Linked DNA regions of Mus musculus: region 1 is linked to region 2. A link is a loop called in an ENCODE intact Hi-C map of the cell type or tissue named here. Cell type or tissue: left cerebral cortex. All regions are shown on one strand.

What was found. A loop is a pair of places that touch in the nucleus more often than their neighbours do. Peaks named below come from ENCODE experiments on the same cell type or tissue, not always from the same donor. Only the 100,000 strongest peaks of a DNase experiment are listed, where the experiment ranks them.
Region 1: it touches region 2 in a loop (9-fold over the local background); 2 of 42 quality-filtered maps call a loop at or near these places.

The regions. Positions count from the first base shown.
Region 1 is chr11:115,230,087-115,238,086 of GRCm38, reverse strand. All of the region lies in intron 9 of Tmem104 (transmembrane protein 104), which reads right to left. Among named protein-coding and RNA genes, the nearest start is that of Grin2c, 33 kb to the left of the region's middle. In left cerebral cortex, a CTCF peak has its summit at 4,444 (motif pointing right); DNase peaks (open chromatin) are centred at 3,995, 4,354 and 5,952; H3K27ac peaks cover 2,958 bases.
Region 2 is chr11:115,160,124-115,168,123 of GRCm38, reverse strand. Rab37 (RAB37, member RAS oncogene family) reads right to left here. Exons shown (of 9, transcript NM_021411.4): 7 at 7,769-7,825; 8 at 7,610-7,686; 9 at 5,884-7,489. The coding sequence ends at 7,384. Slc9a3r1 (solute carrier family 9 (sodium/hydrogen exchanger), member 3 regulator 1) reads right to left here and starts at 4,783. Exons shown (of 6, transcript NM_012030.2): 1 at 4,173-4,783. The coding sequence starts at 4,598. In left cerebral cortex, CTCF peaks have their summits at 4,308, 7,056 (motif pointing left) and 7,931 (motif pointing left); DNase peaks (open chromatin) are centred at 2,950, 4,877, 7,015 and 7,924; H3K4me3 peaks cover 3,294 bases; H3K27ac peaks cover 1,195 bases.

The sequences.
Region 1 (8,000 bases), 70 kb before region 2:
ACGTGTGTACCGCCATGCCCAACACTATTCATTTGTTTTTCATACTGACCACAGCTAAAAGATCCGTTGATATGTCTTTAAGTATGTATTTGGTTTTTAGAGACAGCCCTGGCTGTCTGGAACTCTCTTTGTAGACCAGACCTAACCTAGAACACATGGAGATCCACCTGCCTCTGCCTCCCGAGTGCTAGGATTAAAGGCGTGCGACACTACACCCGGCTCAATCGAGTACACTCTTAAAAGATTTGTTTCACAAGTATTTACATATGTGTGGGTGGCTGGGGACGCTAGAAAAGGTCCTCAGATCCTCAGGGGCCGGAGTTACAGGCAGTTTTGAGCTGTTTAATGTGGACTGATGCTAGGAACTGAACTCCGGTCCTTTGGAAGGAAGAGCAGGAAGTGCTCTTTACCAGTTAGTCATCTCTCTACTCCAAGCTCTAGTCCTATGGGGGCAGTGGGATTCACTGTGACCACGTGTTCTTTGCGGGTACCCATGATGTACTGACTTGCTGGAAACTGGAAAGGTTTCTGCCTCCTGCCAGGACCTCAACCTCATGGTTTAAGCAAGAGAAGAGCTGAGTCTCCTTCCTCACTAAGCACCGGTCATCTCTCAGGATTTGCATGGGGGAAACAGGAAAGCTCGAGGCCAGCTCAGCTGGCAGAGCTTCAGCCTGGCTTGTGCAAGGCCCAGGTCCAATCCCTAGTATCCTGGATGAGGTAAAGGTGAAAGGCTGATCAGGCTAAGCCCGTCTTGGTCATGACAGCCAGGCTGTCCTGTCCTGTCCTGTCCTGCCCTGCAGAGAGGAGGAGCTGGCCTAGCCTAGGTGGCAAGGAAAAGGGCGTGGGACCTAAGCCACCAGGCTGAAGCACATCCCAGCCACCAGGCTGAAGCACATCCCTGCCACCAGCCTGTCTCCTATAGCAGGACCTAAAAGTACAGGAAGTATAGCTGTGGCAGATGAGGAAGACATATGTCCATTGAGGCCAGACTATATGCTAACGTCCTGCCTTAATCTCTGAGTGCCCAAAGAGTATACAGATACCTGAAACCACGATTCTCAAGAGTCAAGGATGACTCCAACAAATACTGTCCCAGTATGTCAAGGTCAGGGCCTTTTCCACAAGCAGCCATTTTCCTTCCTGCTTCCTGGAGAGCCCCTCCCTTCATCTGATCTGGTCCTAGACACCCACTCTGGAACAGGCTCAACCTGTGCCACTTCCTAAGTCTTGCTCATGGCTCTGGCTTCAGCTTAGCACACAGAAGGAAGCAGCCATCCATCGAGACGGCCATCCATCACTGTGGCTGTCAGGAGGACAGCGCTGTCTTCTCCAACCAGAGAATCAACATGCCAGAGCTAATGATAATGAATGGCCAGTGAACATGCATCAGCGGCTGGGCCCGGTGCTCCAGCAGGGAGCTGGGGCTGGTGGGGGACTTGGCTACAGCTTTGTCCTTCACCAGCACACTGCCCTCCTGGGACACAGGGCCATGGGTCCTGCCTGAAGCTGAGTTGGGGGTGGGGGTGCGGGTAGGGGTGGGGGGAGACTGGCCAAGCATCAGGAGCTGGAGCTGAGAATGGAGCCGGTTCCCAGCCCTAAAACAGCTGCAGGTGATTGGCATTTGTCCTTTAACCAATAGGACTAACTGCCTGCAGAAGGGGGAGCCACATTCAGACACAGGAAAAGAGCCCAAAGGGTGGGGGGTGGGGCGTCAGTGCGGCCCTGAGAAGCTGCTGTGTCCTACAGACAGCCTCTTACCAGTTACTCCTGAGCAGCTCTCTGTACTGCCTTTGAAAACAGAAAAGCTAGGAGGCTGGCTAGACAGGTAAGCGACAAACACAAGCCTGATAACTTAGAACCTACTACGTTAAGGTGGAAGGAGAGAAAGGACCTCAACAGGCCACTGTGGCGCACACCCTGCCTCCCCTCCCCCCAGATACACCCTCCCTCTAATCTCTTCCCCCAGATACACACAGACACAGACAGACGCACACAATAATAATAATAAAATTAAATGGAGTTGCTGGAGTGTTAGTGCTGAGCAGAAGGGAGCGTCCGGCACAGCAGCCGGCATGGGCAGGCACCAGCAGAGAAAGTTGTCTCTTTATCATCCCACAGCCTTACATCCCATGACGCCGGGGTGTGGCTCCCAACGCCAGCACGTAGGGCGCATCTCCCCTTGTGAAGGAGGAGACTGGCATCACTCTGGGGGCTCCATCTTCCCCACTGGTCCAGGAGCTACAGGAGCATGCCCTGGACACCCAGCGCTGGTACCAGCCAATACTGAGGGGTCCTGGAGGTCAGGGGAGTGGGATGGGGGACCCAGGGGCAGGCAGATCACACCTGCTCTACAAAGATCCTTGGTGTCTCTTTTTACCCCATCTAGAGTAGTTAAAGTAGTACAAGGTAAGTGTCCTCCACAGAGTGTGTGTGCACACACCTGTGTGTGCATGAGTGCGTGTGTATCCGTGTGTGCACACACGTGTGTTCTCTCTTCACAGGCTCTTTGATGCCTGAGTTGGTCTAAACGTTTACTCATCTACCTGAGTAGGGACCAGAGGTCTCCTGTGCTTTCTTTGGGAGGACGTGCTTAGGGGGTTCTGGGTGAGACTTCTCCAGAGACTACAGGACCTGCCTCTGCTGACCCTGGCAGTAACAACCCACTCTGGATATCTTTTCTACTTAAAGGAAGGAATTCAAGCTAGCCTGGCTCCTTCTGGTACTGGGCAGGTCCCCTTCCCGTGCCTTGCAGAAGATGTGTCCCACCCACTTTCGGGATTAACTCTTCTACTCTATGGCTACAAGGTTCTCCTAGAGCAGCTCCACCTGAGGTAGAAGAAGCAGGGCAGGTGCTCAGCCTCCAGAGCAATGAAGCTACTGGTATGAAAGCAGGAGCTCTGGCCTTGCCAGACACACACACACACACACACACACACACACACACCCCACACACACACACCCCACACACACACACACACACACACACACACACACACACCACACACACACACACACACACACACACACACACACACACACACACACCACACACACACACACACACACACACACACACACACACCACACACACACACACACACACACACACACACACACACACACACAGCGCCTGGGAGACAGAGTCACCATTCTTCATTCTGGAGTCATCAAGGCAGCTTGGTTAGTGACCATGGGGACAGCAGAGGCAGGAGCCTGGCTGTGGGCCAGCTAATCTCCTTCCTGGAGATAGAAATATAAAACTTCAGACACGGGCACCCTCCCCACTGAAGGCTGCTTGGCCTTCCCTCCAGAGTGGCCGGCCAGTGCAGCGGGACTGAGGAAGAGGGGGAGAGGTGACAGATGCCCCTGGCCTGAAGGAGCATTTGTTCTGGGGCTGCAGGGCTGTGGCTCTGTAGGCAGTGACCATGAGGGACAACCCTGTGCAGAGACTATGTTCATGATCACCTTCCCTCTGCTGACCACAGGGGCCGTCCCTTGCCTTGGAATGTCTAGGTAGCTGTCCCGCCAACCTCCTGGGTGGATCGGCGGTTCTGGTCTGGTGGGTAGACCTGCATGTGGCTGAGATAGGCGGATCAGAGCTGCGGACAAGCGGAGCTGCCGAGAGGGGAGCCCAGCATAGTGTTCTGCTTGGTCTTGACTGATGCTGGCTGATGGTGCAATTGTCAGCCTATGGCCGGCTCTTCTCTAGGAAAGGCTAATGACGTGTCTGCTTCATCCCGATGGTCTGTCTACAGAGACCCCAAGTTCCTCTCTACACACTGACCTCTGCATGTACAAGGGTATCCAGATAAACCAGCCTACAAGATGCAGACCGCCACGGCTCGTGTGGTCCTCTCTACTTGTGGAGTAGCCACAGAGACTCCTGAAGCGTGGCCATGGGGCAGGACAGTATTAGCAAGCGGGGCTGGCTGGCCGCATGCAGATGGGGACTCCTGGGGAGCAGCAGCTGAGGAGCAGGACAGGACTCAAAGGCCGCCTGGCAACAGCGAGTGGAGACAGATGGCCCAGGCTTACAAGACCCCTGACTGCTGGCTGCTGCGACAGATCAGAGCAGCCTCACTAGGAGACTCTTGCCCCTGGGACTACCCCAGACCTGGAGACGGTGGAAACTAAAAAGCCCTCCTGTTCCCAGGTGAAGGTCTCTTCTTGGGCACCTGTGGCCTTGTTTGCCATCTCTGCTTAGTTGCACCCTGCCTGCTGGCTTAGAAAACAAATCTGGGGCACTTGTAGGGGGTAGGGTGGGAGAGCAGGGCTGCGCAACTTCCCCAGGCAGAACAGGCCGTGCTCCTCTATGGATGCCTGGCGAGGACGAGGACCGTGCCTGACCCACTTTGAGGGGAGCGTGGAGCTGGAGAGCAGGAGGTGTCAGTTCTGAATACACAAACAGGGGAGGAAGTCCTATGGGTCCATGGCAGCCCAGAGGAGGGCGGTGGTGCTCCACAGCAGCCTTTATTAGAAAGAATTGCCTTTTTAATAACACCGCTGGGGTGCTCTGAGCTGAGCCAGCTGTTGGTGAGCCGAAGTGGGAGGCATCTGTGCGTGGCACAGCTGGGAGGGTGGGTGGGTAATGGGATTGAAGTAATAATTCCATTGTGGCCCCTTCTAGCCTGAGAGCTCCCTCAGGGCAGCCAGCAGGATAGGGAAGGAGCCACCAACAGGTCTAAGTCTTGTTGCTTGGGGCTCAGGATTGAAGCCTGGTTGCTAGACCTGCTCTGGCTGACTCGTGTCCCTGGGCCACCTGATGCTCACTGACAGCTGAGACTAAAGATAATCCCCCGTGCCCCAACAACAAGAACGAGTCTGCTCATCTCTCTCTGGTGGGAGTGGGGTACAGGCTGGAGCGCAGGGTCCCCAGATGGGTGTGTGGCGAGGGGGTAGAAGAGATTGCTGTGCTGATCCTGGGCACAGCAGTTTGTTTTTGAACATGGCTGAGGTAACGTCCCTGACCTCACAGCCAGTCCCAAGGGAGGTTCATTCTGGGACAGCTGGCAATAAGGGTGATGCCCCTGCCTCAGTGCTGAGCAGGTGCTAAGCATAGCTCTAAGGAGCACCTTCTACTCAGCCTCACTGTATCCTTCACAGTCTCTCAAGGAAACTCTTCCTTGCCACAGCACAGAAGCAGGCGGCAGAGGACAGAAGCCTGGTCTGTGCTCAGTGGGCCACCTTAGGGACAGTCTGTGATGGCTACCTAGGAGAGCCAACTGGAAGACCAGAGGCTGGCAGGGAGGTGTATGCTGGCCTGGAGGATGCCCTCCCTTACTGGACAGTAGAGTCTTCCTGTCCTGGTGAACTCAGAGGCATTTACTACCTAAGTGCCCTCAGGGCTGAAGTAATGGCTCAGCTGTTAAGGGCACTTACTACTGAGGAGCCAGGTTTGCTTCCCAGCATCCACATGGCTGATAACAACTGTCTGTAACTCCAGTCCCAGAGGATCTGATGGTTTTCTCATACCCTCTGGAGCCAGGCCCTTACATGGTGCACATACATACACACGCAGGCAAAACAGCCACACACGTTAAAAACAGACAAATCAGAGCTCTCCTCAAATCAGCCAGTATGGCATAAGCAACGAATCCACGGTGGTATTTGTCACCTATATCTTGACATTTCCCTGGACAACTGGCTATTTGTAAAGGCCACCTAAGCCTTCAAGGAGACCTAGGCCACTATTGAAGTGAGGGGAGGGTAGAAGAAAAGTCCTCAGAGAGATCTACCTGAGGCTCCCGGGCACAACTCTGGGGGCCCAAGATCAACCCCGGCTTCATCTCAACAGATGGCAGAACAAATTCCTAATTAAGCGCAAGAAACCTTCCGGCTCAGCACAGTTATTCACGATTTTCCGGTCCCTTTGGTGCCCATTCTTTCTCCTGTCTTCTGGAACCTGGGCCAGCTTACTGCCTCCCAGAGCTCCCTGCTCAGCTCTTGAAAAGGAACAGCCCTCATTTGGGGAGAGGGGAGAGAGGGAGTGGGTGATGGCCAAGTGTGGGAAGGAGGGAGGGGAGGCCGGCCTTGTGGGGCCGCACCAACGCAGCTGCTTCTCACAGACATCTTGGCAGAGGCTCCCGAGGACCTCTGAGATCACTGCCTGAAGGGAGTTCTAGAAAAACCCCAGGGGAGAGACTCCCTTACTGTGGCCTGGGCTTGGTTTGGTAGACTGAGGTCCCTGCTGTTTGGTGTGGCTTTGGGGACTTCTGGGGGATTCTGTTGCCTGGTTCTCCTCAGAGCAAGACCTGGGGTTAGGTGAAGGAAAATGCCCGCTCTTGCTTCTCGCTCTCGCTGAGAAGAGCCACCCTGGCGGCACTTCCTCTGCCCCAGCTGGGAGCTTAACCACGCTCACTGTGGTTTAGCTACTTAACAGCAATTTTCCTTTTCCTGGGCGGCTCTGTCACTGGGAGGCCCAGTCTTCTAAGTTCAAAGGTCTGACTGAGTCTCTCATGGAGAAAAATGACTGCCTTGTGCTCTGTCACCCACAGCAGTGTGCCTGAGAGACTCCCGGCATTTGAGTCCAAGGGTCTCCGTGAAGGCAGTGAAGACAGCCGAAGTGTCGAAGTGTCGCTAGCAAGAGACAAGTGTGGGATCCTTTCTAGCTGCTCTCTGCTCAGGCGCCCATGGAGGTCACAGACCCTCAGGACCACTGCCTCCTGCCCCGCAGCACTCAGGAGATGCTAGGAGGCCCCAGGAGGCCCAGGGTAGACCTGGAGCTTTTCTGCCCTGTAGGAGGCAGGATAGCAGTTCCCATGGAGGAATAGCAGCTTTGAGACAGGAACTCAAATATTATATACCTGGTGCCGGCCTTGAGTCTTTTCTTTCTTCTTTCTTTTCTCTCTCTTTCTTTCTTTCTTTCTTTCTTTCTTTCTTTCTTTCTTTCTTTCTTTCTTTCTTTCTTTCTTTCTTTCTTTCCTTCCTTCCTTCCTTCCTTCCTTCTTTCTTTCTTTCTCTCTCTCTCTCTTCCTCCCTTCCTTTTTTTCTTTCTCTCTCTCTCTTTTTTTTGAGATAGGGTTTCTCTGTGTAGCTCTGTTGTCCCAGAACTCACTCTGTAGACCAGGCTGGCCTTGAACTGAGAGAGATCTAGCCCCCTGTCCCCTGCCTCTGCCTCCCAAGTGCTGAGATTAAAGGCATGTGTCACCACTGCCTACCCTTACTTAGTTTCTTTAATATTTATTCCTGAAGTTTTAGTTGTCTGTCTGTCTGCATGTGGGTACATACACGTACATGCAGGTAGGTGCCAGTGGGGCGGAGGCATTAGATCCCCCTGGAGCTGGAGTTACAGGAGGTTGTAAGCCACCCCCAGATGCTGAGAACGTGTAACATGTAACGTGTACTCTCGCCTGTCCCTGTGAATGTTGGCAGCAAGTTAGATACTGAAGCTCTGGCTTCATCTGCTGCCCAGTGCTTGTTTACTGCTGCATAGACCCCGAGTTTCTGGAGATCCTGTCTTTTGCTCCCAATTTCCCATAAGAACTGAGATGCCAGACCTCTGTGCTACTGTGCCCAGCTTTTACGTGGGTTGGGGGGGGGGCCCAAGTGAGGCTATCAGGCTCGTACAGAGAGTGGTTTATACCCACTGCGCCATCTCCCTAACACAGCCAGTGTCTGTCCCGATGCAGGGGAGGGTAGAGCGGAGGGAAGCAAAGGTGGGCTGGTTTGGTGGGATGAGGAGCTCTGCTGGAATCCTCATGCTGTGATCCTCTGTCCTCACCCAGTTCTAGTTCTCACAGGAACATTTATTTACTCTAAGCTCTTCCCTCCCTCGCAGGCTCGCTCTCCTTCCTCAGCCTCCTTCCTCTCTCTCTGAGACTGGGTCTGATGAGTTCAAGCTCCCTTTCCTATGTAGTCAAGGCTGGCCTTGAACTCCTGACCCCCCCAGCCTCCTCCTCCCAAGTGTGTGGCTTATAAATGTGTGCCACTACACTGGGCCCCAAGCTGCTCTCTTTAGATGGAAACTTTGTTAAAAATAATATAGAAGTTCAACTGTCACT
Region 2 (8,000 bases):
AAATCCAAGTAACCAGCAGCTTCCTTCCAAAGTAGGCCCTTCTGAAGTTCCACCGTAGCCAAAGTAAACCTGTCAGCTGCCTGCGGAGGAGTCAGCTGCCTGTCAGTCGGCTCACTCACTGTACCCACCTACCTAATCTTGCTGCCTGGGGTAGCTATACTACCTTTGCCTCTAGACCAGGGTCAAAGCTGGGAGGAACCCAGATGAACCTGGGTGCTCTCACACTCATGCCTGGCATCTTATCCATCTGCCTAAGAGCCCTGCAGGCTGGGGACTGGTACCCTGCCTCGCTGCACCGGAGCTAAGGTTTGCAGGCACTGAGGAACTTCCTGCGTTTCAGAGCCAGGAAGCTGCAGAGCGGAGACTCTCCAGGCTACTGTGCCTGACCCTAAAGCCTACACTTTTGGCCTCCCTGTCAGCAAGGAGTAGGTTGATTCTATCTGGAATTCCATCTCTGGGTGGACTGGTTGCATAAACAAGCCCAGGTGTGCTGGTCGGGGATGAACTGGGATAAAGGTCCTTTATAGCTACTATATATTCACTCATTAATTCAAATACCATTTATTGAACACCTCCCTAGAGTAGGTTCAGAGCTGAGTTGGTAACAGCGATTGGAATAACCCAAGGCTGTGCCCCGGGGCTTCCCATGTAGTAGAGGCCATCAGCACAGTGTGTACAGGGCCACAGGGATACGCAGCTTGCCTGAGGGGATTTGAATCTTTGCTGTGGCCGAGAGTAAGAGGGTGGGTAGCAAATTTGTGGAGGTCTGTGGCACTACATAGAACTATTATTGTTCTTATTAAATTTTGATGCAGAATCCCACTCTGTCCCCAGTCTCTGGCTTGAACTGGCAATCCTCCTGCCTTTACCTCCCATGTGCTGGGTTTATAGGCCTGAGCCACCACACCCAGCTCATCACATAAACACTAAACAACAGTGATCTTTGAGCGCTTCTGAGGGCTGGGCTTGGCCAGCTGTACCTGCCGAGGTAGGGAGAAATCATCACTGTGAACTATTTATTACTTCAAATGCCAACAATCAACATTTACTGAGCACTTACTTAGTGCCAGGTATTGAGTGACTTACACACACATCCTTATGTAATCCTAATAACCTCATGAGGTCACCACCATCATCCCCAACTTACACAATAGGAAACAGAGGCTTAGGGAGATGAAGAAACTGGGCTCCAGGAAGGCCAGCCAGGACAGCTGAGCTGGCTCAGGAGGGCTGCCCAGGGCCCACTTTGGACAAGCTCAAGGATTTAGGCCTTGTTCCATGTCTGGCACTGAGCAGGGAAAAACAATAAGAAGGCAGGTGAAGGGCTGGCGAGATAGCATAGATGACAAAGCTCTTGCTTGCAAGCATGAGGACCTGAGTTCAATCCCCAGACCAACCCCTTCACCAAAAACAAAAAAACAACCAACCAAACAAACAACAATAAAACAAACAAACAAAAACAAAAAGACACCCCACAGAGGAGTTTTAGGTTTATAATCCTAGCCCTGGGAAAGTGGAGGCAGGAGAATCTCTAAGGCTTACTGCCCAACCAGCTTAGCCGGATTTGTAAATTCCAGCCTGGTGCACCTTTACTTCCAGCACTCAGGAGGTAGAGGCAGAAGGCTCTTCTGTGAGTTCAAGACCAGCCTGATCTACATAATTTCAAGCCAGCCCAAGGTGGCATAGTGAGCTCTGGTCTCAAAACAAACCCACTACCCCTACAAAGCTCAAAGTCCCAGGTCTTAGTGAGGGATACTGTTTTTAGGAACAAGGTGGAGGCTCAAGATGACAGAGCATGCCCGTGACCCCAGCATTTGGGATGCAAAGGCAAGAGAACTTCTGTGAGTTGAGGACAACCTGGTCTACAGAGCAGCCAGAGGGCCACAATCAAACCCTGTTTCAGAGAAGAAACCTCTGTCTACCTCCTGGGCCTCAGCGGGCTCCCAGGGATGGCCACCAGTGTTCCAGGCTCCTGTCATCACCAGCCTTGCTTCCTCCTGGCCCACCATGACCAGCCAGTCTCTACAACAGCCTTCTCCTGCTCACACCTTTGAGATTAACAGAGCAGTTCCCACTCCGCAAACAAATACAGGCTGAACTGTCAGATCTCAGCTGGGTGCCTCATATTTAGAGGAAAGGGATTCCTTGGTGTTTGTTGGCACATTTTGCAATATTGGATGGGGTGTGGGAAAATGTTGCAGGCAAGGCCTCATATCATATGGCGACTCTATAGTAGAGAGAGACACTTAGGGGAACAAAGCTGAAGGGACTGGGGTTTTCATGGGCAACAGTGAACTAACGGGCCACAAGTGCTCCTTATTGTTTCCGTAACTACTGAGAAGACAGGCCACGCTGCCACTGCTCCTGTTTTAGAGATGGGGAAAATCAAATTCTGAAAATGATTGGCATGCCCCATGATGGTTCTAGACTCTCCTGGCCTGAGGGAGGATCTACACAAATTTAGGTGTCCCACTACCACCTAGGGATGCTGATTCTTTGTCCTCTCAGGAAGACAGATCTGCCAGCAGGCAGCCACAGACTTTTTAGATACAAAACATTCTGATACAGAGCCTTCCGCAGCAGCCTCGCCACTGCCCTCCAGCACCCAACAGTACAACCAGAGAGTGCAACTTGGTGTGTATGTGGAGTGAGGGGAGGCTGCTGGCTATCTGTGCTGGTGCTAAAGTCCAAAGGAAAGAATGGGAGGCGGGGGCGGGAGCGGAGGGGGTGGTGGTGGAAGGGTGGGGATGGGGGTGGGGGATGAATGGTGAATCAATGGACAGGGCACAAAGTTCAAATTGGGTTTGTGCCTAAGAGCAGAGGTCACCTGTTCCAACTTGCTGCCAGGGGCTCTACTACTGCTTACCGATGCCAATTTGGCACTGGCAGGAAGTGGGAACTTGGTGGCCCTGGCATTCCCAGAGTCAAACTCTGGCAGAACCGGGCTTCTGGTGACCTCACTTCCACCAAACCAGTTGGTACTCTCAGGCTCCGCCTTCAACCTTACGGGGCTGAACAGTGCCCTTTCCCTGTGGAGGGAGGATCTTCCTGGCTCCATGGATACCGCTGATCTACATGTGGCGGCGGTATCGATCAGGAAGAGAGAGCCAGTGCGTACTGAAGGGACCCTGCTCCCAGGGTCTGAGCCCTGAACCTGGCCTCCTTCCCTCCTTGTTTTCTAAGGGACAGGGAGGCTCTCAGCACAACTCCTGTTTTGCCAACTGCCCCTCCAGCAGCTGATCCAAACTGGGGTTGTTTGGGGGAAATACCAACCACTGGCAAAACCCAACCAGCCGGCTTACAATCGCTGGACAGAGAAGAGGAGACACCAGGGCGGGACCACCTGCGAGGGTCGGCTCTGCAGGACGCTGCCTGGCCTGTTCCTGCTCCCTCCCCCACCCATCTTTCTCCTTTTCCTCCTCTTCTAAGGTCCTCCCACCAGGCTCCCAGATACCAGCTAGCGAGCGCTTACTCCTCACATTCCAGAGGACCATAAATCCTCCGGGGTGGCAGAGCCACCACCCCCAAGACGCTTCTGCACCTCCTCCCGGCACCCCACCCCCACCCCTAGCTCCGAGACGTTGAGACTTCCTCTCTTTCTTAGAAGTCACTTTAGTCTTGAGAAGGATGAAGTCCAACCGGTGTGAGTTAATGATGCACAAACTAGAGGACCCAGGATGTGGGTAGGGCTGAAGGGGTCCTCCCAGGGACCCTTAGTTATTCAGCCTTTAAGCCACTTTGAGCTACCATCCACAGGGACTGAAGAGAAGAGAGTAGAAAGAGGGAGGGAGGGAGGGAGATGCGGGGGGTGGTGGGGAGAGCTCTTAGCTTAGCTGTAGGCAAGGATAACCCAGGAATGAGTCCGGGTTGTGGGGCGGAATCCAAGGAATGGGAGCAGAGAAGGGGACTGGGTTTCTTTGCGCCGTCTTCGCAAAGTTCAAGCAGTCAGGAGATGCAGGCGGCAAAGGAGCTCCGCTCCCCAGCCAGCCCGGACAGGGCGGTGGGGTCGCTGGTCGCACTCCGAAGCTCGCCTTAGAAACTGCGAAGGCTCCGGGACAGAGGGCAGAAGCCGTTTCCTCCTCGCTGCTCGAGTTTCAGAAAGTGCTTGGAAGTCCGGGGTGCCCGAGTCTCTCTAGAATCCTAGTCCTACACCAAGCCCAACCCGCACTTACCAAGTGGCTCTTTTCGGCCTCATTCTGGTCCCCAGCCTCATGAGTGTCGGCGGCCGCTGGAGGCTCGGCTTGTTCGGACTTCTCCTGGGGGCGCAGCAGCTCTTCCCGGATCGAGACGCCCAGCTTCTTGAGACGCTCGTCGGTCTCCGGGTCGACCACCAGCAGGCGCACGGCGTTCAGCGCTGCGCGGATGCGGCTCACCACCTGCTGATGCGTCTCCTTCTCCACATTCTCACCGTTCACCTCCACCAATCGGTCTCCAGCCAACAACCCCGACTTCTCGGCCGGCGAGCCAGGTTCTACCAGACGGATAAACTGGCCCACCTTGCCCTTCTCCCCGTGCAGGTGGAAGCCGTAGCCATTTGGACCCTTCTCCAGGCAGCAGAGCCGGGGCAGAGGCTCCCCGGCCGCTGCGTCCGCGCTCATCTTGTTCTGCGAAGGCTCAGCGCGGGTGCCGTCGGAGGCCGGGGACTCACGACCTTTCTCCCCGAGCCGCAGAGCTCGAGTTGGGAGCTGAGCACCGCACGGGGCACAGGGAACAGGTGTCCCGGGAACCGCGGTTGCGAACGCACAGGAAGGGAGCCGGCCAATCCCCGCCCTGCGCGGCGTCTGAGCGTTCCAGAACCCGCCCCAGCTCCTAAACCCGAGGGCGGGGCCGCGCGGTGGGTGTGGATCACAGTAGACCAATCAGAAATCACGAACCGGGCTCTTGCGCCAGGGTGAACAAATCTAACCAATCAGGAGAGTGGGGCGTGGCCTGCACTCGGCGCGGCACCCCGCAGCGGGAGAAGAAAAGAGAGCCCAGGAAGTGGAAGTGTTTGTTACCAAGTGCGGAGTTGGGCTGATCGGGCGGGGCCGAGGCCGGGGCTGGGGCGGGGTTCCAGGTACTGAGCCCAGAGGCCCCACGGGCTCCGCTCTGGTTTCCACGTTGTGGAGGGGGATTTAGAAGAGCTAGTCTCTGGGTAAAGGATTCTCAACGCTTTAACCGCCTTGAGCCAAAGCCTGTTGCATAGCTTGGCCCGAGAGAGGGGAGCGACAGTTGCTGGGGAAACCACCCCATGCTCCCCCACACTCACTCCTCCCCCTCCCCAGAGCCAACTTAAGAACCGGACGGATGTCTTCTGTAACACAGTAACACTGTAACAGGGTAACTGTAACAGAATAACTCCGGAGTAGAGTTGTTTAAATAACAAAGTTTCTTCTTGTGGAGCCGCCCCTCTATCCCTGGACATGCATATAGACAGAGGTTTGGGCTCTGATCCCTTCTAGAAACTTGTAGGGCTTGGTAGAGACTGAGGCTCCTTGCAGCCCACCTGGAAGACAGGCTGTCTGAGAACAGATAAATGAATAATAAATAAAGGGCTTAGTTTTGGCAGTAGCCTTTAGCCACGGAGAGAGGGCGGGTGAGACAGCTAGGTAGTCAATCTCAGGATTCACTTCAGAGGGAATGGAAGACTGGCTTTGTTCAACAGAAAAATGACTTGGATTGTGAGATAAGCATTCCAGCTCCCTCTTGCCAGCGCAGATGTGGCCACAGAGGCTGGGGGTGGGGGAGGGTAGTCAGTTAAGGGTAAGTTGAACCTATGAGGACGCCAATGGGTGAAGATGGAATGATTCGGACATTGGGTAACAGTTTCCCACAACGTGCCACGTAACAAACTCTCTAACACGATCCTCCTTCTGGGAATAAACAGAGGGGGAAAAACCGGTCAGAGTATATTTTCCAAAATACTGCAATTTAATTCTGGAAAAACAGAAATGCCAGAGGCCCAGAGCTATGTATGTGACTAGAGCTCCAGCAATCAGCTCAGAGCCCCAGAAGAGAACCCGGAGCCCAGGCTCCTCCCTGATCTTCCTATGAGAGGTCACAGAGAGTTTCCTTATCAACCCAAGTTTAGAGTGCTGACTTTGCTCTGGGAGCAAGATTTCTGCCTTGAAAGCAAATATAGTAACCTCAGATATGTGTAATGCATACTTTCTTGGAGCCTCACTCGCTGCCCAACCTATATAGATGTAGTAAAGCTTCCTTTGGTCATGGATCTGCACACCTCCGAGTGTCCTTCCTTCTAAGGGTCAGATCAGAGCTTTGGGAGACACATGGCCTTGGGCCTACAGGGCTTGTTGCCCCTCTCCGTACCCCAGACTTGCTCATACTTCCTTGTTTTGTGCACATAGCATCAGCCCGCCCCCAAATCGACAACTTCCCACCCTCTCAACCCGATTTAGCGGAAGAGGAAAAGATAAAACCATTTTGCCCTAGTATTGGTCTGAAGTTAAAGAGAGAGAGGGAGAGAGAGAGAGAGCGAGCAAGCTGGGGCTTAGTGGGAAAAACTGGCCTATGGCTTTGTTCAGTTCTGCCTCCCACCCATTCCAGGAGCCAACAAGTTCTTTATCTGGCTCTGACCTCTGCCTTAAATATCCGTGGTGCTGTACACCTTGTCTCGGGATTGGGAGGGAGGGGAAGTTTTTTCCAGACTCTGACCTCTGGTTGTCTAGGAACCCAGGTGGAAAGTTGACAAGAGAGGTTCCATGGGAGAGCGGGGCATCCCCTGGGATGTGAGGTCCAGAGATCAGGAAGGAGTGTTTTCAGGTGCCCCACTGCTCGTGTGTGCTGAAGAAAAAGCCCGTGCACGCTTCCAGAAGGAGGGTTGGGAAAGCCAGAGGTAGCCAAGCAGACTCAGTACCTAGTAATTGCTATTCCTCTTAGGACAATCTCCATGTTTATCTTGCCCAAGGCTTTGGGCTAGCTCCCTGCATGAGGGCCCTTATTATCTTTCTGGGAGCTGGGAGAGGAGAAGTCTGGGGTCTCCTTCACCCCCTTAGTGAGGATTGGTGATGGGGTCACAACCAGCTCCCACACCCTAGCAGTGCTTTGGCGCCCCCTGGTGCTATGCTGGTGCAGTAACACTCTTGCTAGGAGAGAGGCCCAGCCTTTTAGAACTTAGTCCCAGAAAGCAAAGGACCACCGAGTCCCGACCTATTTTGGTTTTGGGGGGCATACGGGTACCTTTTGTGTTATTAGTTTATGTATATTAAGATAAAGTATGAGTATTTAATCCTTCCCATGATGCAGGGAAGCTAAAGAACCTAGGGTAATGGCTACTCCCTTGGCAGGGGCTGCCCACTGAGCCCCCAGCTTCTCCTAGTTGGTGTGGCAGTTGGAGTACTGCATCCCCAAGGGTCTCTGGGCCTCCTCTTAGCCCCTAGGGGGTCACACAAAGGAGCAGCAGCTGGAGCGCTTCTTCTGGGACTCCACATAGTCTCGGATCTGGAAGCTGGGCTCATCAGGCTGCCTCCCTGCACGGTATTTCAGTTCCCTGGAATAGGAAGAATGATGGGACTGGGAGTGTAGAGCCTGACATTCCCCTCCCCCACCACTGGCTTTCCAGATCGTCCTCCGTCCCACCTCAGGCTCCCCTTTCCTGCTCAGCTCTTACTTGGCAATTGCCAGAAAGGCCAACTCCACGTTCATGCCAGTCTTGGCACTGGTCTCCATGAAAGGAACACCATATTCCTGCCCAGGAAGAGAGTATCCTCAGGGCCTGCTTCTGGCCTCCTCTCTCACCATTCACCCAACCCCATTGGCAGTCACTTACCCTGGCCAGTGTCTCTCCATCTTCAGAACGGATCACCCTTTCGCTGCTTACATCGGCCTGTCAAGCCCATGTGTGTCAATCAACTTCTGGGAAGGAAGCATGGATCCCAGAAAGCCTATCTTTTTGCCCCAGGAGCAAGCACTACCTGCCCTCTTCTGGTAGTCTGAGGGACTGCAGGCAGGTGTGATTGGCCTGGAGCCAGGGTTTCTGGGTTGCTCCGGCCATGTGCCCA